Regions from separate parts of the Homo sapiens genome. Here region 2 is linked to region 1. A link is an interaction called in ENCODE POLR2A ChIA-PET data of the cell type or tissue named here. Cell type or tissue: GM12878. All regions are shown on one strand. Each heading gives the region's core, and the rest is flanking DNA. Links, peaks and the distances in the headings are about the cores only. Region 1 overlaps MACF1 (microtubule actin crosslinking factor 1). Region 2 overlaps MACF1 (microtubule actin crosslinking factor 1).

Region 1 (9,665 bases), core at 4,740-7,239:
TAAAAAAATTAGCTGGGTGTGGTGGTGTGCGCCTGTAATCCCAGCTACTTGGGAGGCTGAGGTGGGAGAATCACTTGAACCCAGGAGGCAGAGGTTGCAGTGAGCCAAGATTGCACCCCTGCATTCCAGCCTGGGCAACAGAGTGAGACTCCATCTCAGGAGAAAAAAAAAAAAAAGACTTACAGGTATTCTAGTTAAATTTTGTCCTGTGAGATTTGGTGCAGGCTTCTAACCTTTTGAGATTTCTTTGAGCTTTAATTCTTCCATTTATGGCAATAACTGTGTGTCCTCCATTTGTGTCATCTACAAACTAGTTAAGTGCATAAAAGGAACTCAGATATTTGAATAAATGGTCATATATCTAACATATCTTTGCTCAAATAGCTAAAGCATTAGAATGTTTAATCAAGGTAGAGTCTTTGTCTTTTCCATTCCTTTCCTTTTTTTAAAAAAAAAAAAGAGACGAGGTTTTGCTATGTTGCCCATCCTGAACTTGAATTTCAAGCCTCCTCCCACCTTAGCCTCCCAAGTAGCTGGGACTATAGGCACCCTCTACCATGCCTGGCTCTTTTTCTTTCCTTTGCATTTTTTTTTTCTTAAAGATTTGTATGGTGTAGTAGAAAAACCACTTAACTTGGAATCAGAAGATCTAGGCTCTAAGCTCTTGCTCTTCTGCTTACATGTTGGACTGGTCACTTACTTCCTCTGGTCTTCAAATTTCTAGGCTGTTTGAGAAGAAAAAAGACTAAGGTCTCTAACTTTCTGTGATTCTGATTCAGTTCGATCATCTGGCCTGTTCTTGGAAGTCATATGGAATTGTGGTTGAGAGCAGGTTGAGAGTCTGGAGTCAGATTGCCTATGTTTTTATCCTAGTTCTGCCACTACTGGCTGAGTGACATTAGTTTATCTGGGCCTCTGTTTTCCTCATCTGCAAAATGGGTTTAATTATGCTGCTTGGTTGTTTTGACTTAGTTGTTTTCCCCTCTCTCCCTCCCTCCCTCCCTCTCTCTTTCCCTTCTTTCCCTCCTTCCCTCCCTCCCTCGCTCCCTTTTTTGATGGAGTCTTGCTTTGTCGCCCAGGCTGGAGTGCAGTGGCATAATCTCAGCTCACTGCAACCTCTGCCTCCTGGGTTCAAGTGATTCTCCTGCCTCAGCCTCCCGAGTAGCTGGGATTACAGGTGTCTGCCACCACACCCAGTTTAATTTTTGTATTTTTAGTAGAAGTGGGGTTTTACCATGTTGGCCAGGCTGAACTTGAACTCCTGACCTCAAGTGATCCGTCCATCTTGGCCTCTCAGAGTTCTGGGATTACATGCATGAGCCACCACGCCCAGCCTTGACTTAGTTCTTAGAACACATTCTGCATGTGGTAAGGAATATGTGATTATTTACCATCATTATTAGAATTTTTTCACATAAGATAACATTGAAGACATAGTGCTTTCCTGTGAACTGTTGGGATGAAACAGTAATTGTCCTTATTTTTTAATTTTTTAAATTTAAAAAAAATTTCATATATAGAGACCGGGTTTCTCCATGTTGCCCATGCTGGTCTCGAACTCCTGGACTCAAGCAATCCTCCACGTCGGCCTCCCAAAGTGCTGGGATTACAGGCTTGAGCCACCGGCACCCGGCCTGTCTTTATAGTTAGTAATTAAGAAATGTGACATGCCGGGCATGGTGGCTCACGCCTGTAATCCTGACATTTTGGGAGGCTGAGGTGGGTGGATCATGAGGTCAGGAGCTCAAAACCAGCCTGGCCAAGATGGTAAAACCCTGTCTCTACTAAAAATACAAAAATTAGCCAGGTGCTGTGGTGGGCGCCTGTAATCCCAGCTACTTGGGAAGTGGAGGCAGGAGAATCGCTTGAACCCGAGAGGCAGAGGTTGCAGCGAGCCGAGATCAAGCCACTGCACTCTAGCCTGGGCAACAGAGCAAGACTCTGTCTCAAAAAAAAGAAATGTGACAGAACCCAATACAGAGGTATATAAAAAGTAGGTGATATATTATGATCACTGTTTTATACGTTAAGAAAGATGTTTGTGTCTTTTATATCCTTAATAGTGGGTGATTTTGGCATTTTAGGAAAGACATTAAGTATATACCTTCAATTTTCTTTGTTTCTGTAAGAAAGCCAGTAGCTGTCAATTCTCAGATAACTTCTGACCACATGTGGAAATACTGGCCTGAACCTCTTCCCTCCACTCACCCTTTTCAAGATCTGCAGGTAGCAGCCAGACTTAAACTTTTTCCTACCTTTAACAGGAAATGACAAAAGTTGGGAAAAAAAGAAGGGGAATGGCTCGGATGACTCTACTGGCCCATCTCCTCTGGATAGTTAAGAGCTGACTGTCCTAATCAAAGTCCTCTCCTCCATTGCAGCAGAACTTGCCTCTTTTTGAGGCTCAGGACCTCTTGGGAACTTGAAGGGAAGGCCTGTCTCCTGTAGGTAGACTGACCTTGTCCCCAAGACTCTACCCTACTTTTCTCAGTCTGCAGTGCCGTTAGGAGAAATAGGTTCTGCTTGAGTGCCAGGGAATTTAGGAGATGGCAGATTTTGGTTCACTTTCCTCCAACTTCACCCAGTAATTATTATTTTGATTTTTAGAGACTGTGAATTCAGTATTTCTAGAAGTTGCCACATGTGTTCATTTTGGATGTGTCCTAAATCTCTGGTCAACCAGTTAAGTATTTTTTATTTTTTATTTTGAGACATAGTCTCATTCTGTCGCCCCGGCTGGAGTGCAGTGGCGCAATCTCGGCTCACAGCAACCTCTGCCTCTGGAGTTCAAGTGATTCTCGTGCCTCAGCCTCCCAGGTATCTGGAATTACAGGCATGTGCCGCCATGCCCGGCTAATTTTTGTATTTTTTTAGTAGAGGTGGGGTTTCGCCATGTTGGCCAGGGTGGTCTCTAACTCCTTACCTCAAGTGATCTGCCCACCTTGGCCTCCCAAAAGTGCTGGCATTATAGGCGTAAGCCACTGTGCCTGGCCGAGTTAAATGTTTTTATTTGTTACCCTTCCCAAGAATATTTCACCTTCTTACATATACAACTCCTATGCCTTTGTTTGTTTATTCTGGTTTAGGTCCTTCTCAGAGACAGCAGGGTATAACAGGGAGCACAGCTTTGGAGCTGGACAAATGGACATGTAATCTTGGTCAAGTTATTTAACCTTTTAAAGTCCTAGAATTTTTATCTCTAAAATGGAAATGATAATATCTTTCTTGGAGAATTGTTGGGATTAAATGAAATGATATTTAAAGTTTTTAGCACATTAACTGTGAACTAACAGTTATAGTAAATGTTCAGTTAATTTTAGCTTAGGTTATTGAGTACCTTCTAAATGTGATAGAGATGGGGTTATGGAGACAAAAGAGTCCCTACACTCAGATAATTTATTTTTTTATTTTTTATTTTTGAGAGAGTCTCGCTCTGTGGCCCAGGCTGGAGTGCAGTGGCACAATCTCGGCTCACTGCAACTTCTACCTCCCGGGTTCAAGCAGTTCTCCTGCCTCAGCCTCTCAAGTAGCTGGGATTACAGGCATGTGCCACCACGCCCAGCTAATTTTTTTTGTATTTTAGTTAGAGTCGGGGTTTTACCGTGTTGGCCCCAGGGTGGTCTCGAACTCCTGAGCTCAGGCAGTTTACCCGCCTTGGCCTCCTAAAGTGCTAGGATTACAGGCGTGAGCCACTGCACTCAGTCTCACTCAGGGAATTTAAATCTGATAAAGGAAGAGGTTACTAGATATGAGTCAGGAAATGTTCATTCCTTTTTTTCTCTCTTCCCTATTTCTTATGCATTCCTTTTCCCAGTACGAGGCAAATTCTAGGAGGACCCTTCATCTCCAAGGCTAAAAAGAGTCTTATAAGAGGGACAAACTGAGTACAGTTGTCACAGGTTATCAGGGTGACTGAGAGCTTAGTCTAGGCGGGATAAAGTCAGCTGTGAGAACCTTTATTAGTAAGCAGTAACAGGATTATTAGCAGTTTGTAGGTGGGAGGGATACCCACTTGGGAGTGAAGTTGTCAAGCAACTGAGGCAGGTCATAGGGCTTGTTTAAACTGAATGGTCTGCTAGGAAAGCTTGCATTTACTTTTTTTCATTTGTAGTCGTTTGGGCTAATCTCTGGAAACTTGCTTTCCTAGGTGCTGCCCCTCCTCCCTCCCTGCCTTCAGGAACAGGATTGAAAGCAGCATTAGCCTGAAGAAGTCGTTCTATTTAGGGAGCTAGAGCAGAGGGCCAGTGATTAGGCCCTTATCTGCAGCGGGGCCTTTTTGAGTGGTGTGGGGCAGGGCTGCAGTGTCTGTCCTGACACCCACAGAGGCTGGACTTTTCTGTCCCCTGGTTGGGTTAGAACTGTGAAGAACCAATAGAAGGGCTGGGCCAGCTGAATGAAAAAGCCCTTCATTGTGTTTCTTCAACATTCCAGTGTCTGGTACAATTAGCCAAGACTCGGAAAACAAGTTGGACAAACAAGCAGGCAGCCTTCTACTGATGGATGAAAGGATTTCTGGCACAGCTGAGTTAAGTGCACTGACTGTAAAGACAGAGTAGGAGGATCTGGGAAGAAGAAGGGGACTTTGGAATGCCATTCCTGGCTGTGAGGGGAAAGAATGGAGCAACAAGCAAACGGTATTTTTGAAGCTGATAAAATTTGCTGTGATAATCTACCTGGGAGGCTGGCTGAGGCGAGGCTGGCTGAGGTGGGGCTACTCTGTAAAGTAGGTGGAATCACTGGGGAGTTACTGACTCTTCCCTTTTGGCAGCTGTAAGTGCGGGGAAGGGAAACTTTCTTTGGAATCTAGGGATCTGTTCACAGTGGACGGTGAGTGTATGAGCTTGCTCCATTATAGTCTCTCCCATCATGAGACCTTCTCATTTGGTTAACACTATATGTACTTCTGCCTGAGAAGAGGCACACCTGAGGAGCAAGTTGTTGGGCAATGGATGCACTGTTCCTGACTTGGCAGTAAACCACTTAGCTCACCAGCTCTCCTGCAACTAAGATTCACCACATTACAAGCTTCTGCTCTGCAAATGGAGGGTAACTCAAAGACCAGTTTCTTCCTACTCAGGTTTACTCACTTCATACCTTGACTGGACTTTTGCATATGGAGCTCTCCCCTCTGTACGCTCTATTGGTCTGGAAACACAGAGTTGGTGCTACTTTTGAACAGCATGCAGCATGCTATATGCCTGAGACATGGACCCAGTTTTTGGAAGTGCCCTAGGGAGGAGCTTCCTCTCTGACCTCAAGGGAAGAAGGAGGTCAGTAGGAAGTGGTGGGTGGAGCCACTTCTCTGTTCTGCTGTCTCCTCTCTACACCTCACAGCCCTTTTTGAGGAGCTGCGAAGGGTGCACAGGCCAGTAGCTGGAGGTTCTTTGGTACCCCCTCCTTTTAGGTGGGGTCAGCAGACACAGGGGCGCCATGTGGCCGAGTTACCAAGATGAACACGAGTTCAACGCCCACCTGGTTTGTCGCATGTGCTGTATGGGTTAGTATGTGAAGTTTTTTTTTTTTTTGCTTGTCCGGGCCTGAGGATCCCAAATAGCCCTTGCTCTCATTGACTCATAGGAATGCATGGACTTCGAAGCCTTGTGGTGTTACAACCTTTAGGCTTGTTAAAATGTGCAGTGGAATAGATTGGGGTGCCCTACTTCCTGGGGAACTTCTTAAGCTTGCAGTAACTGGCAGTTAAGAGCCCAAGCTTTGGGTGTAGAACTTTTTTTATAGAGACTGAATTCATGCTCATGCTTCTGCCTGTATCAGGAAACCACTTTTAAGGTATGTTGCATAGTGCTGAAAGTCCAGAGTGTATTTTTAGCAGAAGTTGGTTGGTTACGGAGTCCACCTCTGAGCAGACTGGCGGGAGGATGGGGGGTGGGAGGGAGGAGTCATGGCCTATGTTTCCTCTTTGGGGCTTATTGCTAGTTCTTTTACACTTTACTCTGCCAGCTGTGACAGAGAGAGAAAAAGACTCAAAGATGATCTGGGGTCAGGGACCTAAATAAGAGAGGCTAGGGGAAGAGTCATGTTAGCTGTGACTTAGATCTCTCTTGATAAGGCATCATTAAATAATGATTATTTAAGTAATGTCCTGTGGCCTTGAACAAGTGACTTAACCTTTTTGGCCGTAGGTTTCCTTGGTTTCAAAATTGTAGGGTATACAGACTGGTGCTAGACTGAGAGACATCAATTCTCTGTAAAATGAAAAAAGATAAAGAAAATGTAGTGTGTCTTTCATAAAGCTAAACTTAAAGAATTGTCTTTTATTCTGAAATTGTCTCTCCTACTTTCTAATGTTAAAATATCCTTTATTTTATGAAAGAATTGTTATTATATGGTAGTGTGTTTTTAAGATATCCCTACTTAGCAAAATGAAAAGTGACAACTTCTGTTAGGCTTTCTGATTTATTGTGGAACATGTATTTGTCTATGAAATCTTAGTTTGGGAACCACTGGTTTGGTAATCTACTATCTTTTGATTTTATACTTTGAGTCTCTAACAAGGAGCAAAATTGTGACCCAAATAGGCAGATTTTCATTAAAATTGAAGTAACTAGTTGTTTGATGAAGAGGAGACCTTAGAAAAATCTCAGAGAAGGAGAGCAACAGAACTAGGGTTCTGATCAGTCTCCTGACTCCTAGGCTAGTGCTTGCAAGTATTTAGGTGCTTTTTGAGGAAAAAAAGCTGCCATAGCAATAATGCTTGGGGCACAGAGGGGGCAATTTTAGTGGTCTACTTTTTTTTTTTATCTTTCCTGTATCATTGAGATTTCTTCCCTGGAACCTAGAAGAAAGAATTGCCTATATCTAAAAGTGCTTGGAGATAAACGTATAGCAAAAGGGCCTTTCCTGTAACCAACAAAGAAGTATAGGAAAGTCTAAAATCTTTATTGAAAGTTTCAGGGCAAAAACGTAATGTAGCCCCATCTCCCCCAATCCCACATAATCCCCTAAAGGCACTGTAGACTAATAGCTAAGAAAATGGGCTTGGCATCAACTGTCTACACGGGGTTCCTACTCCACCACTTAACAACAAAACCAACTGGGGACATTGCTTAACCTTTCTCTAGCTCGGTTACCTCATTTTTTATTTTTCTTTTTTTCATATCACCGTAAAATAAAATCACTTGTATAGGGAGAATGAATGAAGATTAGCAGTGGATTTTCATGTTATATACTTTTCACATTATATTACTACTGTAACTACCAGCTAGCATTTATTAACTTATTATGTGTGAGAGACTAGGCTAAGTGCTTTCATATCATATACTCCTCACAATCACTTCATGATTTAGGGTCTATTTTATTTTATTTTATTTTATTTTATTTTATTTTATTTTATTTTATTTTAGAGACGGAGTCTTACTCTGTTGCTCAGGCTGGAGTGCAGTGGTATGATCTTGGCTCACTGCAGCCTCCACCTCAGGGGCTCAAACGATTCTCCTGCCTCAGCCTTCCAAGTAGCTGGAATTACAGGCACGCATCACCACACCTGGCTAATTTTTGTATTTTTGGTAGAGATGGGGTTTCGCCATGTTGCCTTGGCTGGTCTTGAGTTCCTGACCTCAAGTGATCCCTCTCAAAAAAATAAAAATAAATAAAATTACTATTCAAACCTCATTGCTTAAAAAAGGGATTAAAACAGACTCTAAATCAGCCGGGTGTGGTGGCTCATGCCTATAATCGCAGCACTTTGGGAGGCCAAGGAGGGCGGATCAGTTGAGGTCAAGAGTTCAAGACCAGCCTGAGCAATATGGTGAAACCCCATCTCTACCAAAAATACAAGTTAGCAGGGTGTGGTGGCGTGCGCCTATAGTCCCAGCTACTGGGGGTGGGGTTGGGGGCGCGGCTGAGGAGGGAAGATCGCTTGAGCCTGGGAGGCAGAGATTTCAGTGAGCCGGGATCCACTCCAGCCTGGGTGATAGAGCAAGACCCTGTCTCAAAAAAAAAAAAAAAAAGAGGTCGGTCACAGTGGCTCATGCCTGTAATCCCAGCACTTTGGGAGGCCGAGGCGGGCGGATCACGAGGTCAGGAGATCGAGACCATCCTGGCTGACACGGTGAAACCCTGTCTGTACTAAAAATACAAAAAATTAGCTGGGCATGGTGGCGGGTGCTTGTAGTCCTAGCTACTCGGGAGGCTGAGGCAGGAGAATGGCGTAAACCCAGGAGGTGGAGGTTGCAGTGAGCCGAGATCACACCAGTGCACTCCAGCCTGGGCGACAGAGCGAGACTCCGTCTCAAAAAAAAAAAAAAAAAAAAAAGCTTCCCAGATGATTTTGAGATGGCTGGTTTACAGACTGATATTTAGGAACTATTGGCCTAACTCCTCATTTTATTTGCAGAGTTGGAGATAAAAATAAAATTTTAAAAATAACAAAGGACAAATGCCTAATTTTATAGATGAAACTCAGGCTCAAAGAAGGGAAATGAATGTCATGCAAAGGTATGAACCATAGACTAGACACCAGGAAATCCAAGTTATAGACCTAGTTCTGCCCCTGTGTGACCTTGTCTAAATTATTTAATCTCTCTGGGCCTTGGTTTCTTCATCTTTAAGATGATTTTTGAGGACTCTTAAAACTCTCTCTTTGTATTTATGAAATGCTTCGTTTTTCTGACTGTGATATTCCCGTGAATTCTCTAAGAACTATTGAGCTTTTCTTCCTCTTGTGTTCTTATATGTGCCTCCCTCTCACTGTGGCTCTCTTCTTTTGTTACCGTGCTTACCCCTGGATTTCTTTATCTTACTTCTTTCCTTTATTCTGTGATTCTTAATAGTCCAAAGAATTATCATTATAATATTAGGTTTTCCTAAGAAATAAGGTAAATTTTTGTTTTGTTTTGTTTTTTGAGACAGAGTCCTGCTTTGCTCTGTTGTCCAGGCTGGAGTGCAATGGGGCGATCTCGGCTCACTGCAACCTCTGCTTCCCAGGTCCAAGTGATTCTCCTGCCTCAGCCTCCCAAGTAGCTGGGATTACAGGCGTGTGCCACCACACCTGGCTGATTTTTGTACTTTTAGTGGAGACGGGGTTTCACCATGTTGGCCAGGTTGGTCTCGAGCTCCTGACCTCAAGTGATCCACCCATCTCAGCCTCCCAAAGTGCTGGGATTACAGGCATGAGCCATCACACCCGGCAGAAATAAGGTAGAATTTTAATTTTGCATTGAAGCTTCTACAGTTGTCACTTCCTTAAAACCCCAAATCTCAATCCTCATTGGTACTTTCTCAGCCTACACCAGTCATTGGTGATAAATGCCTTTCATGAATCCCTATTATAGTTAGTACTTTTCCTTTAACTTGATTATATAGGACTGCATTGTATTGTCTTCTAATAAATTTATGGAGGTTAAAAGTCTATGATCTGACAGACTTGGATTTGAATCTCAATTCTGCTGTATACTGCGTGACTTTGGGAAGATTACTAACAAGTCTTTCTGAGCATGAATTTGCTGAACCATGAATAAGCATACTTGAGAGAGTTGTGAGGATTGTCAAATACTAAATGAGATAAGCCTCAAACAGCACCTGATACATAATAAACACAATAAATATCGAGCTCCACCTTATCTCCCAAAGTAGACTTTTGTAGCCTTCTGAGGATAGCAATCATTTATAATGTTTGTGCCATTATACATTATTGCTGAACACATTTT
Region 2 (9,665 bases), core at 4,789-7,288, 54 kb after region 1:
AATTTTTTGTATTTTTAGTAGAGATGGGGTTTCACCGTGTTAGCCAGGATGGTCTTGATCTTCTGACCTCATGATCCGCCCACCTCAGCCTCCCAAAGTACTGGGATTACAGGCATGAGCCACTGTGCCCAGCATGATTTGTTCATTTTAACTAATTTAATGTAAGTGGTGACCCCTGCAGCTGTGTAACACATCTATTATTTGTAACGTATTATTTAATTGTATGAATAAAACATTCATTGCTACAGTGAACATCTGTGTATATGCATCCTTGTGCCTATAGCAAAGAGGGTTTTGGGATTGATACCTGGACTGGAATTGCTGGGTTATATACTTTCCTTCAGTTTGCCTATATTTTGCCAAATTGCTCTCAAAGGTACTGTATGACTTACAGTATTGTATTGGGTAACATTTACTACTATTTGACATATTACATGTTTACTTGTTTATTTGCTGCCTGGATGCCTGCATTAGTATGTAAGCTTAACAATGGCAGGGATTTTTGTCTCTTGTTCTTTTCTTTGCCTGGCATAGAATAGGCAGTCAGTAAATATTTATTAAATGAATGGATTGTTTCATGAATTTGATCTTCTCAAAGCTTTGGAGTAGGTAGACCAAATAAATAGGCTGTAATGTCTGTTTTCTTATGCCCATTTCTCAGATAAGGAAACTGAAACACAGAGACCGACTGACTTTTTTGGGTTACACACCCAGATAGGATTTCTTTTTTTTTTTTTTTTTTTTTTGAGACGGAGTCTCGCTCTGTCGCCCAGGCCGGACTGCGGACTGCAGTGGCACAATCTCGGCTCACTGCAAGCTCCGCTTCCCGGGTTCACGCCATTCTCCTGCCTCAGCCTCCCCAGTAGCTGGGACTACAGGCGCCCGCCACCGCGCCCGGCTAATTTTTTGTATTTTTTAGTAGAGACGGGGTTTCACCTTGTTAGCCAGGATGGTCTCGATCTCCTGACCTCATGATCCACCCGCCTCGGCCTCCCAAAGTGCTGGGATTACAGGCGTGAGCCACCGCGCCCGGCCAGGATTTCTTGTCTTTTGGCTTTGTCCAAGCTTGTTTTAAGGTATAGGTTAAGATTTATAGTTCTTCTAAAAGATACTATAAACTCTTTATAGGCAGAATCTGACAAAACTAGTTTTCCAACCCTCAAATGTTTGTTAAATACTAGTGTATGCCTAGCATTTTGAAATTTTCAAAAAATGGGAGGTCTTAGCTGGCTAGACTTGAGGTTTACAGTTTTGTGCACTTTATGGCACTTGGTGCTTGGCATATAGATGAGGCACCATTTGTGTTTTTGGAATGAATGAATGAATGAGTTCTTTTGCTTTGGAGTCTTTCACTCTGGCTGTCTCTGTGGGAGACCTGTGGGCAGTAAACAGTTATCTACAAAAAGCCAAAGGAGAAGGCATAAAGAATGTATAGGCCTCAAAGTGTGCTTTCCCAGAAGGCAGCAAGTCTTGTGTTAAGAGACCAGGTTAGATGAGAAAAGGTCTTGGGGAAAGGTCTCGTAATCAGAATTAACTTAGTTGAAAATACATCTGATATACCTACTGAAAACTATAGTTTAGCCTATCTTAAATGTATTCCGAACACTTATATTAGCTAACCGTTGAGCATTTGGCCAAAATCATGTAACACAAAGCCTGTTTGATAGTAAAGTGTTGACTAGCTCATGTAATTTATTGAGTGCTGTACTGAAAGTGAAAAACGGAATGGTTGTGTGAGTACTTGAAGTACAGTTTCTACTGAATGCATATGGATTTCTCACCACTGGAAAGTCGAAAAATAAGCTGGACCATTTTAAGTCAGGGACCATCTATATCTTAGGATCCCCCCGGGGGCTGGGGATGTCTCATAACTTTTAGTTCCAGTAATAAATGGGAAGAAAAGAAATTTACTGTAGGTCAAGTACTGAGCCAAGTACTTTATGGACATTATCTCATTAACCTTGTCTACAATCCCAGTAAGTAGGTGGTAGTATGCACATTTTACAAGTAAGGAAACTGAACCATCTAATAAACTAGTTAGGTTACTTAACTTATGAGCTGGGAAGTTGAACCTAGGTCCACCTTACTGAAATCTCTGCTCCTTCCCTAGACCAGTTTTTCTCTGGAGCAGAAGGAAATGAAGGTCTGATTGGTCTGACATATGCAGAAATTTTAAAAAAAGAATAGGCTCACAGAAGTAAATTCTCAGAGAAACTCTACAGCAGTAGTAGTCATATTAAGCAGCTATTTCTCTTGCCTCTAAGTTTATTAGTTTCAGGATTTTGGTTTGCTTGTATGTCATTCATAAAATTCAAGTGCATCTTAAAGTTCCCATAGTTCCAGGTTTCTTCACTGGAGGAGTGAAGGCCTGGTACCTGCCTAGAGAACTTCATATTGTAATGTCAGATTCTTTGTTAATTAAATGATTTGCAGTAGCATGAGTTTCTCTCCCATGCTCTCTGCTTATTTCTTACTATAGTTTGTGATGGCCATAAGATGGTGCTGCAGTTTTGCAGTCAGCCTTAAGGATAAGGCTTAGGGGAAGAACACCTACTGCAGTTGTGAGGCAGATGGGACATCAGGAGGGTCTTAGAAGGGATTGTGTAAAAGCCGTTGCTTTAGGGCTTCTTGTTGCTTTCCTTTTGTGGTCTTTTCCTTTTTTTTTTTTTTTTTTTTTTTTTCAGGTCTCCAGGAAAGATAGTTAAGGCTATGCTAGTGTAAGTCTTTATGGCTTGCATGGAACCAGGCAGGCTACTGCTTTCTGCTGTGTGGCCTGGATCCTTTTGTTGTAGAATAAATAACTGCAATAGGAAAGAAACACATATATAATTTTATTCTCCATTCACAGCCCTTTGGGTTATAGTCTTTTCCCATATAGCAGATACTATACTAAAAAAAATTGGGGTGGAGGAATCTTCACTGACATCACAAGGTGATTTTTGAATCCGACTTTTACAGTCTGAAATTCAGACTTCCTGCCCTACTGCAATGGGAGTAAAAACCACCTGAACCTCTTTTTGGCAGCTTCTTCTCTTACTCCCAAATGGCAACAAGTGTTATCTCTTTGATTGAGCTCTTGGTCCATGCAGTCTAATTACCAATTCAGAACAGTGGGGGAACTTCTTATTTTACACAACTGGCAACTGAGTACAGATTTCCACTACTGCAGTAGTTAGAAGAGAGTAGTTGGGGTTGAAATTAAAAGTCTTAAAGTTAACAGAAGTTCATGTTCTGGCTTTGTCACTTACTAGCTGTGTAACCTAGGGCTATTAATCAACTTTCTTAAACCTCAGTTTCTTTTTTCTTTTTTGGAGACAGAGTCTTGTTCTGTTGGCCAGGCTGGAGTGCAGTGACATGATCTTGGCTCACTGCAACCTCCACCTCCCAGTTCAAGCAATTCTCATGCCTCAGCCTCCTGAATAGCTGGGACTAAGGGCGCATGCCACTGTGCCCAGCTAATTTTTTGTATTTTAGTAGAGACGGGGTTTCACCATGTTGCCCAGGCTGGTCTTAAACTCCTGAGCTCAGGCAATCCGCCTGCCTTGGCCTTCTAGAGTACTAGGATTATAATAGGCGTGAGCCACTGCGCCTGGCCAAACCTCAGTTTCTTTACCGATAAAATATAAAATAATAGTTTTGACCTCATATAGTGACTGTAAGAATTAAATGAGAAAGTCCATGTAAATAACTTTACACAGTGCTTGGCACACAGCAAGTGCAAAAAATATATTAGATGTTAGCAGTGGCAGCATCAATAATTACTATTGAACATTTTTGTCAAATATTGTTCATCAGAGACCCTGTTCATCTGTTGTATTTAGAAGTGGTATTCTTTTTACCAAGCACTCATTTACTGTACTCAAAACCAACTTCCAGATTTTTCCTGTCTGTGTCATTGGCTGGCAGAATTAACAGATCTTTCTTTTCTTTTATAGGAAAAAGGAGGGAAATAAATGCTCCAGAAGGCTAGATCTTTAAAGTCTGTGTTCCTTTTCTTAACTGTAAGAAGAAGGCTCTGGTTTCTTCAGGTTATAATTTCATTAAAATAATTTTATTGTTTTCTGACCTGAAAAAATTCAGAATATGTATATCTGCTTGATATTTTCTTTTGGGCATCTTGGTGCAACACTTAAAATCTATTTCATTTTGTAGTTTGGGAGCCATAATTGCAGCTTCACCAGGCTTGGTTCTTCTTGGCCCGGGCCCTTCCCTTCCCTTGCTGGTTAGTACCAGCCGAGCTGGTTTGCTTTTTCCCTTTTTGGTACTATTCTCCTCCTCCTTCCTCCACGTTACCTTCTGCCACGGCCTCTCTTCTTTTTCCCTCCATTTTCAATTTACACTTACATTTTCCCTCCTCCTCCTGGCCCTCCCTAGTTTTTCCCCTCCCCTGGTTTCTAGCTCCTTTTTGCTTTCTGTTTGTGTTACTGAGGGCAGTGCTCCAATTACCTCATATTTGGAGAGAGGAAGCTGCAGCCAATCCGGTTTCTGTCTGCTTTTAGGTCAAGTGATTTCTGAACTGCAGTGAGATGCTTTGAATTTGTCTTGTTGCAGCTCTGAGCCTGTAAGATGGCTGTCTGAATCGGCAGCGGCTGGAAGAGACAGAGAGAGGCGGGGAGGGAGGGAGAAAGAATTGGAGGGATTGCCGGCATAGTGCATGTTTTTAAATGTGCATCGAATCCGATGAGGCCAAGGTTGGGATTTCTGTGGGATCCCAGGACTGGCTTAGCTGCGTTTTTGCTGAGATTAGGAGAGGAAGGAAATGGGAAATTCACTGGGCTGTTTTAAGGAGCCGAAAGAGTCAATAGCTATTCCTGAGAAGGCTCCCATATCTCCTAAGAAAAGGGTTCGGTTCAAAAGGAGGTGGAGAGGGAAGAAAATCCCTACTCCAGAGGCATCTCACCAGGAAGAAACCTCAGAAGGAACTGGAGTCATTGAAGAGACTGAAACCCTAACGAAGTTAACAGAGAGTCTCCAAAAGGAAGACGGAGTGGGAGGGGTAGAGCATACCCCCCCAGATATTTTGCTGCCTGGGGACTCAGCCCCCAACTCACGGGTAGTCGATCGGGGGATGATAGTACAGGTAAAGGAGAGATTCCAAGGGGAGGTCCAGACCGCCCACCTTTTGTTAGAGAATGAGTCATCAGTTGCTGGAGGGGTCTGGGATTCCCTGGAAGAGGGGATGACTGTCATTGCTCACCTGCTTGATAACCCAGCAGAAAGGAACTGCGAGAAGTCAGTGAGCCAACTGGTGGAATTTCCTAGGACAGCATCCTGCAGCAGCAGGGCTGTGTTGCTGCCTTTGCAAGGAGAGACTGCAGTGGAGAAAGGAAATATTCAGCGTGGGTTTCGGAGCTGTGCTTTGCCTAGGACAGACTACCCCACTGATAAAGGAAATCAAGAACAATTTTCAGAGGGCTGGAGTGTGGAGGAAGGAACCAAGAGTGTTTCAGGTGCCCCTCAGACAGCTTCCTGGATTATAGAATGTTCTGTTTCTTCATTACTACTGGACCAGCCTGGAGGCCAAAGACGCACGGAGCCTTCCCATGTGGGTCAAGTGCCCCCCCAGGATTCCAGACTGCCTACTTCTCAGAGTGATTTGTCCATCAGTGGTGTGACTGTGAGCATTTTGCCCTCCTCCTCTGGCTATGGCAGTGATGGGCCACACATACATGGGATCCAGCCTAAAGATACAGAACCTGAAAAGAGCTCTACTTCCTTCTCAGAAGAGGATGGCACTCTTTCTCTGGAGGCAAGCCACACCCCATCATGGGGTCTGGAAGAGGTAGGTGGGCATGTTCAAGAGATAATCAAACTGCTGTTTGGATTCTTGGCCCTCAAACATATTAAAGCTGAGTGTGGTGAGCAGTGAGGATGTTGGTGCCTCTCAAACTTACCCCCATGTGGGTTAGTATCTGCTGGAGCTCAGCAAGCAGAATCTATTTCAGGTCTGCCCCTTGATGCTTGAAACCAAGACTTGTCTCTGGGGAATCCCTGATTCTGAGTAGCCAAGTGGCGTAATTGCTCAAGCTATCTGGTGGGATGATCTCTCAAGGTGCAATGCTAGATAGTACTTACTCTCAGGCAGGTCTGTTTACCAGCTTCCCTGCTACGAGAAGTTGTAATGTAGCACAAGAGACGATGGGGAAGGGCCTAACTGAATCTCTGGAATGAATCTCTGGAATAAATGTGGAAGGGGTCAGGCAGCTGTTGTCAGTGTACTTGCTCTTCCTCACAGGAGAGTGATATTCTTACTAGAGCTGATGCAATCCCATCCCTGTTGGGAAATTTCTGACGGCAGCACTCATTCAGTATTTGTATAGGTGGAGAGGGCTCATCCTTCTTTGGTTCCTAATTCCAGGATTAGAGGAGAGGGACAGAGTTATCTGGGGATTAGTTGAGAGAGAGAGAGGGAGGTTAGGGCAATTTGAAGGTTTAAGGCTAGAAAAGTTTGTTTTGTGACTGGATGTATTTAGGGCTTTAACATGATTTTGTTTTGAGGAATATATTGAGGCATGGATGGTGCTGCTGGTGGTGGTGGTAATGGCAGTTTCTGTGAATGTTTTAAAGGTCAAGGAGCAAGTGAGAATTCAGAGATGTGAACACTGAGATAAGGACTCAGCAAGACCATGGGTAGCACAGCATCTGGCATGTAGGTGTGTGATTGTGTGGGTGATTGAAGTTATAATTCACCAATGGCTAAAGAACTTTTACTGGGATGTTGGCCTCTGCAGCAGAAGAAATAAAAACATTAGGACTTCAAAGTGCAAAATTTATAAAATGAGGTAGGGCACTTTCCTTGCCTAGATGGGGGCCACTGATACTGTACAGGGGCCCTGATGTTTGCAGAGCAGGGATATGGTCTACCTACTGGTGCCCTGCCTATCACTAGCAGCATAAGGCTGAGGATAGATACAAATTCTGAGCAATCTGTGCCTAGAATTTCCTCTTTGGGGATACATTTTCCCCACAGACAGCCCCATCTTAGTGCCCTCTGTTATTAGAGTTTGGAGACTCCCAACAGGTTGAAGAAAAAGTGGCCATTGAAAAAATATCTATTTTATGGATGGGCAAGAGGTTTCTTGGGCCTCATATAAACATGGATATGTGTGGTGGGGAGTGTGATAGTTGTGTTATGGTAGGAAGGAAGGCAGTGAAACTACTGGGATATGGGGCGCATGAATGTATTAAGCTATTCTTGCATTGCTATAAATAAATACCTGAGACTGGGTAATTTACAAAGTAAAGAGGTTTAATTGGTATACAGTTCTGCAGGCTGTACAGAAAGCATGATGCTGGCATCTGCTCAGCTTCTGAAGAGGCCTGAGGAAACTTACAATCTTGGTGGAAGGCAGAGGAGCAGTAGGCATGTCACTTGGCTACAGCAGGAACGAGAGGTTGTGGGTGGGATGTGCCACACACTTTTAAATGACCGAATCTCATGAAAACCCACCTACCCTCACGAGAACAGCACCAAGGGGATGGTGCTAAACCATTCATGAGAAATCCACTTTCATGATTCATGATCCAGTCGTCTCCCACCAGGTCCCACTTCCAGTATTAGGGATTACAATTCAACATGAGATTTGGTAGGGACACAGATTGAAACCATATCAACAAGTATTTGGGTTTCATCAGATAAAAAAGAATGTCAAAGTCAACTTTTATCTTGTAAAAGTTGGAACAGATAGAGTAGTTGGGGGTAAAACCAGCTGTGGAACTGATTGTTGTACAACTGGCATTAAAATTGAAATTGTGTAGTCATCATAACATTATAGGACACATGCTTGTAACTGAGTGTGAGATTTTCAGAAATTTGGCATATAAAGTTTTAGGAACTCCTAGTAAAATCAATCCTAGATAATAGACCATAGATAGCAATGGCACCTTTGTATGGGCTGGATCTCCACACTGGCAAGGGAATGTTCTGCATGAGTCTGTGAGGAGTCTTAAAGAAAAGATTGTTAGGAGAAACCTTTGGACCATGATCTGTAGTGTGACCATATTGGCAACAGTATGATTCCTTTGCTGTTCAGTATGATTCAAATTGGTGTGTGGCATTTTCTGGGTAGCCAACCTCTGCATCTATTCCTTCTACCTTTTCACTGCAGACACAGTCATACTACTTATGTATAGCCAAGGCTGAAAAACTAAGTGACCGAGTCTCAGCTCAGACACCTGGCATATTTCCAGGTTTTGTGTCCATCATGTGATACAGGGACCACAGACTCACCATCCTATATGACAGATAAGAAGTAACTTATCAAGATAAGTGTGACATTCCTTCAGAATGAAAGTCCTTAAGGCCAAGAGGCTGCAACTCTCACTGGTCCCTGAAGGAACTGTCTTCAGGGAGCTGCTCCCCTCCCTAACAGGCTGTTCACAGGCTTGAGGACAGTAGCAGCCAGAGAAACAGAGAGGGCAACGCATACTGAAACCGATAGGCAGGGCAAGAGCATCTCTGCTAAAGTGGGAAAGCTGGGAGGGCAAGGGTCAGAAGAGCAGCTGCTGCTGTTCACACACCAACTCCTGTCTAAACAGGAGACAGCTGGCAGTCCAATTGAGTTGTTTTTTGCTTGCTTTTTTGGTGGTGGTTTTGTTTTTAATATGTCAGAGTAGTAACTATCCTCAGAAAATAATTTGAGTTCCAGCCAGACTGTCTCCTCTGTTGATTAGTCCAGGGCTTGTTGATGAGAGTGAGACCAGGCTATGGATAGACATAAACTTCACCATGGGTTTTGTTGCTTTTTAGGATGGAGAGAAATGGGAACTGATTGTGCTTCTTGCTAGTGTAGGGTTTAGATAGTAGAATATACATGATCTGCTTTTCTATTCACCTAGTACAGTTAATACTTCTTTTGTCAAGAAATAGTTAACACAGAAGCAAGATGACAAGGGTCAGCTGACAAATATGTTTTCAGAATGACAAGTAGACTAGGATTTGGAGCTGGATGGGAACAGGCTAATAGCAATCGCTCTTTGATGTCAGACAAAGGCCTTCTTCTCTGGCCCATTTCTTCTCTCAGGACTCCCTATTCCCAGCTGCTTTCAATATCCATACTACTAATACCTGGCTTATTTCAACAAGGAACATTTTTGAAAATCCCTTCCTCCTCCCCATCTTGACTTCTGCTGCCAAGCTCCTGCCCACCTTGTTAGCGAATCCCATTTAATGAAGCATTTACCTCTATACCAATTTTTTTTTTTTTTTTTTTTTTTGACACGGAGTCTGGCTCTGTCACCGAGGCTGCAGTGCAGTGGTGCGATCTCGGCTCACTGCAGCCTCTGCCTCCCGGGTTCCAGCTATTCGCCTGCCTCAGCCTCCCGAGTAACTGGGATTACAGGCGCCCGCCCCCACCACGCCCAGCTATATACCAGTGTTCTTGCCACAACCCTTCGAGTCTCTACAATTTTAGGTGAATAGTCAGATAACACTGGGGCCTAGAAATGATAAGAAAGAGGTTGGTTGGTGTATTATCTTCTGGGCTCAGCCTTTTCAGTTTACAAGTATCCCTCTCCCAGTTTTCCTTTTTAATTATAGGGAGAGTTGTTTTACTAATACTGGCTTTGTACTGAAAGAAGAAAGCAAAATTAACCAGATGACACTATTGGGGGAATGCAGAAGGTAAAGTTATAGTTTAGAACTTTAAGAAAGGATTTTGTTTCTT

Evidence for each region. Peaks named below come from ENCODE experiments on the same cell type or tissue, not always from the same donor. Only the 100,000 strongest peaks of a DNase experiment are listed, where the experiment ranks them.
Region 2: POLR2A ChIA-PET joins it to region 1 with 14 read pairs; 18 of 35 experiments call an interaction of 5 or more read pairs at or near these places.

The regions. Positions count from the first base shown.
Region 1 is chr1:39,209,933-39,219,597 of GRCh38, forward strand. The region is part of intron 1 of MACF1 (microtubule actin crosslinking factor 1); the gene reads left to right. Among named protein-coding and RNA genes, the nearest start is that of MACF1, 10 kb to the left of the region's middle. RefSeq lists enhancers at 3,869-4,587, 4,966-5,075 and silencers at 7,649-7,698, 7,819-7,868. In GM12878, for the core only: no CTCF peak of the experiment used is centred there; DNase peaks (open chromatin) are centred at 5,162 and 5,829; H3K4me3 peaks cover 2,362 bases; H3K27ac peaks cover 2,500 bases.
Region 2 is chr1:39,263,939-39,273,603 of GRCh38, forward strand. All of the region lies in intron 6 of MACF1 (microtubule actin crosslinking factor 1), which reads left to right. Among named protein-coding and RNA genes, the nearest start is that of MACF1, 64 kb to the left of the region's middle. In GM12878, for the core only: no CTCF peak of the experiment used is centred there; a DNase peak (open chromatin) is centred at 5,983; H3K4me3 peaks cover 2,219 bases; H3K27ac peaks cover 2,414 bases.